Regions from separate parts of the Homo sapiens genome. Here region 2 is linked to region 1. Evidence: read pairs that join two places in POLR2A ChIA-PET (ENCODE). Cell type or tissue: PC-9. All regions are shown on one strand.

Evidence for each region. ChIA-PET counts read pairs that join two places held together with the same protein. Peaks named below come from ENCODE experiments on the same cell type or tissue, not always from the same donor. Only the 100,000 strongest peaks of a DNase experiment are listed, where the experiment ranks them.
Region 2: POLR2A ChIA-PET joins it to region 1 with 19 read pairs; 2 of 35 experiments call an interaction of 5 or more read pairs at or near these places.

Annotation. Positions count from the first base shown.
Region 1 is chr19:7,806,665-7,809,164 of GRCh38, reverse strand. The region is part of intron 1 of LOC124904628 (a long non-coding RNA gene); the gene reads right to left. Among named protein-coding and RNA genes, the nearest start is that of EVI5L, 22 kb to the left of the region's middle. In PC-9, no CTCF peak of the experiment used is centred here; DNase peaks (open chromatin) are centred at 964, 1,544 and 2,124; H3K4me3 peaks cover 1,258 bases; H3K27ac peaks cover 1,991 bases.
Region 2 is chr19:7,988,425-7,990,924 of GRCh38, reverse strand. All of the region lies in intron 2 of ELAVL1 (ELAV like RNA binding protein 1), which reads left to right. Among named protein-coding and RNA genes, the nearest start is that of ELAVL1, 16 kb to the left of the region's middle. In PC-9, no CTCF peak of the experiment used is centred here; DNase peaks (open chromatin) are centred at 1,514 and 2,474; H3K27ac peaks cover 2,500 bases.

The DNA.
Region 1 (2,500 bases):
GCATACCATTTAAAGTATACAATTCAGTGACATTTAGTACATTTACAATGTTGTGCAACCATCCCTACTACCTAGTTCCAGAACATTCTCATCTCCCCAAAAGGACACCCCATAGTTATTTATTTATTTATTTATTTATTTATTTATTTATTTATTTATTTTGAGACGGAGTCTCACTCTGTCGCCCAGGCTGGAGGGCAGTGGTGCAATCTCGGCTCACTGCAAGCTCCGCCTCCCGGGTTCATGCCATTCTCCTGCCTCAGCCTCCTGAGTAGCTGGGACTACAGGTGCCTGCCACCATGCCTGGCTAATTTTTTGTATTTTTGGTAGAGACGGGGTTTCACCGTGTTAGCCAGGAAGGTCTTGATCTCCTGACCTCATGATCCACCCGCCTCGGCCTCCCAAAGTGCTGGGATTACAGGCATGAGCCACTGCGCCCGGCCTATTTATTTATTTTTGTTTTTGTTGAGAGAGGGTCTTCTTCTGTCACCCAGGGTGACTGCAGTGGCACAATCATGGTTGAGTGCAGCCTCAGCCTCCTGGGCTCAAGCAATCTTCCCACCTCTGCCTCCTGAGTAGCTGGGGACGTGGGCATGTGCCACCGTGGTCAGCTAATTTTCAAATGTTTTGTAGAGATGGGGCCTTGCTATGTTGCCTAGGCTGGTCTCAGACTCCTGGCCTCAAGTAATCTTCCTCCCCTGGCCTCCCAAGGTACTGGGATTACAGACGTGAGCCACCATGCCCAGCCCCCCATACTTACTAAGCAGTCACTCCACATTCCTGCCTTCCTGCAGCCTTGGAAAACCCTAATCTGTTTTGGCCTCCCAAAGTGCTGGGATTACAGACGTGAGCCACTGTGCCCGGCTAACAAATTGTTTTCTGCCCATGCATTTATGTATTGTATGTGACGCATTTGTGCTAGAATAGCAGAGTTGCAGCAGAGAGCCCTCGAGGCCCAAAAATATTTACTATTTGGCCCTTTTCAAATGTTTGCCAACCTTTGGTCTAGAAGGTTACATTCTGGAGCAAACAGATCATAGACAGATAAAGAAAGGCAGATGCTAAAATCAGCCGGGCGTGGTGGCAGGCACCTGTAGCCCCAGCTACTCGGGAGGCTGAGGCAGGAGAATGGTGTGAACCCGGGAGGTGGAGGTTGCAGTGAGCCGAGATCGCGCTACTGCACTCCACTGGGCGATAGAGCAAGACTCCGTCTCAAAAAAAAAAAAAAAAAAAAAGAAAGAAAGAAAAGCAGATCCTGAATCTGGTCCCCTCCACTCACCCGCGCTTCCCAGTTATGAAAGGCAACACAATCTCCACATCTTCTTTCTTGGGTTTTGGGTTGGTTTGAGTTGGGGCCACGAAGGGAAGTGAAAATGATGTGGTCCTCATTGCTTTCACAGTTTCAAACCCAACTCCAGTGTTTATCAGCTGATGGGCTGTGGGCAGGTGACTCATCTCTGAGCCACTATGCTCATAGGTAAAATGAGAATGAGGGCGGCTGTGTTACCGGATTCTTTGAGGTCATATCCAAAAAACACATAGCACAAAATAAATGCTCATGAGATGCAGAGGCCAGGTGTGGTGGCTTATGCCTGTGATCCCAGCACTTTGTTTTTCTGTTTGTTTTGTTTTGAGACAGAGTCTTGCTCTGTCACCCAGGCTGGGTGCAGTGGCAAGATCTCGGCTCACTGCAAACTCCACCTCCCAGGTTCAAGCGATTCTGCTGCCTCAGGCTCCCAAGTAGCTGGGATTACGGGCTCCCGCCACCAAGCCCGGCTAATTTTTGTATTTTTAGTAGAGATGGGATTTTGCCATGTTGGCCAGGCTGGTCTCGAACTCCTGACCTCGGGTGATCCACCTGCCTCGGCCTCCCAATGTGCTGGGATTACAGGCGTGAGCCGCTGCACCCGGCCACTGTAATCCCAGCACGTTGGGAGGCCAAGGTGGGAGGATCGCTTGAGTCCAGGAGTTCCAGACCAGCCCAGGAAACATAGTGAGACCCTGTCTTTACAGACAAAAAATTAGCTGGGTGTGGTGCCGTGAGCCTGTGGTCCCAGCTGCTCAGGAGCCTGAGGCAGGAGAATCCCTCAAGCCCAGCAGGTTGAGGCTGCAGTGAGCTGAGACTGCCAAAGATTGCGCCACTGCACTCCAGCCCAGGTGACAAAGCGAGACTCGGTCTCAAGAAAAAAAAAAAAGAAAAGATACAAAAAAAAACAAGAATAAACCCTATTGAATTGGAGGTACTGAGGTGAATTCATGGTTTTCAAAATATAAAGATAAATATAGAAATAAGTTTGTGTGTGTGTGTGTGTGTGTGTGTGTGTGTGTGTGTTCCCATTTATCTACTAAGAGGACCTGGGAGCCACATACCCCAGTAACAATGGGCACACTTAACACCCAGATCATTTCTAACTGCCAATCTCCACCTAGCCCAGGGCTTTTTGGAAAAATGAGAGCAGCCTGGGCAACATAGCAAGACCCATTTCTACAAAAAATTTAA
Region 2 (2,500 bases), 180 kb before region 1:
TACAGAGTGGCCTCCATTCTGAGAGCATGGCTTCAAGGACTCGGGAGAGAATTACGGACAGACCATGTGCGGAGCTCTCCTCCTCCTCCTCTCCCAATGGCCCCTCTTCCTCCTCTTCCCTCTACCCACCCCTACCCCCCTGCCTTCCTTTCTGTCTCCGCCCTGCTTTAGGAAGCCAAGGAGCGGCCAGTCCTCTCGGGGCTCTGTCTGCCACCCTGGATTTGGGGACTGTGATTCCCTATACTGAAAACTCACTTCAGGCTGGGCACAGTGGCTCACACCTATAATCCCAGCACTTTGGGAGGTCGAGGTGGGAGGATCACTTGCTCAGAAGTTCAAGACCAGCCTGGGCAACATGGTGAAACCCCATCTTTACGAAAAATACAAAAACTTAGCTGGGCGTGGTGGCCCGCATCTGTGGTCCTGGCTATTTGGGGGCGCTGAGGCAGGAGAATTGCTTGAGTCTCGGGGGTTGAGGTTGCAGTGAGCTGAGATTGCACCTTACCAAGTACCACTTGGTACTAAAGTGTCTTCTACACTTTAGCCTGGGCAACATAGTGAGACCTTGTCTCAAAAAAAAAAAAAACTAATTTAAAAGTTGAATGCTGGGCACGGTGGCTCATGCCTATAATCCCAGCACTTTGGGAGGTCAAGGCAGGCAGATCACCTGAGGTCAGGAGTTCGAGACCAGCCTGGCCAACATGGTGAAACCCTGTCTATACTAAAATTCAAAAATTAGCCAGGCGTGGTGGCGCACGCCTATAATCCCAGCTACTCAAGAGGCCGAGGCAGGAGAATCACTTGAACCTGGGAGGCGGAGGTTGCAATGAGCTGAGATTGTGCCACTGCACTCCAGTGTGGGCAACAGAGTGAGACTCTGTCTCAAAAATAAAAAGTTAACAAAAGTTTCTATTATGAAACATTTCAGGCATACATGAACATAGAGTGATGTGTTGAACCTGATGTACCCATCATTGCACTTTATCTTCAACATTTCCCCAGTAACCTTAAGACACCTGACCCCCACATGACTCCCAAAGAGCCTGTCTGGCCGCTCTACAGGGAATTAGCTCTTCAGATGCAGGCACTGAATAAGAAAGCCTTCTCTCCTTCCAACTCCAAGAGTCTGATTTAATAAACGCCTTCTCAATGGGGATTTTACACAGTATACAAACTTGAGCAGTGTTAGAATGTTCTAGAAGCCAGCATCTCTCTCCTGCTCCAGGAGACCATCCTAAATAAGAGAAGGGTTTTAAAATTCTCCTGTGCCACTAACAATTCTCACCTTTTTCCTCTTTCTGGTGGAAGGGAATTTTCCTTGATATTCCTGAGCACCAGAGATATTGCAAGCATTCCCATGGAATTTGCAGTTATTCTCCTGCAACCTGACTTCTTTGTCTGTTCCCTTGTGGTTTTCACAGGAATGTGAGCTATGCTAAAGGAACACCTAGATTTGGCTCAGTCTGGAGAGAACTGGTTTTGAGAATCAGTGAAGGCTGCAAAAGTGTAATTTGGAAATTATTTCAGTTCGGAGGTGAGCCCTGTCTTATCTTTGGACAGTAGTTAGTAACTGGCGCACCAGGAGTTGTGGAGTGGCTGGGCCTGGGCTTTCATCTTGGCCCAGCCTCTTGTTAGCAGCCCTTCAAGTGACTGGAGCTTTACGGAGAACATGCTGCAACCTGGCTTTGCTCAGCCTGCCGCCAGTGTGGGCAAACCTCTTCGCTGGCAGGGCCCGGGGCACGGCGCTAGGTCTCACCACCCCTCTCCCCAGCCAACGGCTTTCTCCCAGCCTCCCAAGACAGCCTCTCACCCGGCCAGGCAGGCACCCCGGCGAATCTGATCCCTGGCCTAGCTCAGCTCACAACACGGGTGTCTCCGAGCCCCACAGCAGCCATTTCCCCGTGTTTACCCTCCTCGGTCCTCTGACCACCCCCTTCACCCTCAGCTGATGACCACCTCCCGCTTCGCAGTGGAACTAATAGCGTCTCCAGCTCTCCAGCCCCGATCCTCCCTTCCCTTCCCTTCCCGGCTTCCCAAGAGCCTCAGGCTCTCCAAGTGCCCACTTTTCCTGGGCTTCGAGTGTCTTGAAAGGAATTCCTTCCAGACTTCCAGCTTCCTCTAGCTCGGAGTTCCTCCACATCTGTGGCTCCTGATGTCAGGGCTGGACGCCGCACTGGACACTGCAGGGTGTTGAGCAGCATCCCTGGCCTCCACCCACGTGGTCCCAGTAGTGACATCCCAGTGGTGAAACCCAAAAATGTCCTGACATTGCCGCATGTCCCCTGGGAGGCAGAGTCTCCCCTAGCGAGAGCCACTGCTGTGTGTGTTGGCCTCCCACCCACATACTGTCCTGTTCCCTGTCTCCACCTCCTTCCAGAAGCATCCTCTCCCATTGGCTTTCAGGAGCACCTCCTCCTCCCACCTGTCTAACTGCCCCTGAGGCCATGCCCCATCTGTCTTTAGCGCCTTTCCCCAGCCTTTGACTCAGCCGGTTATGCCA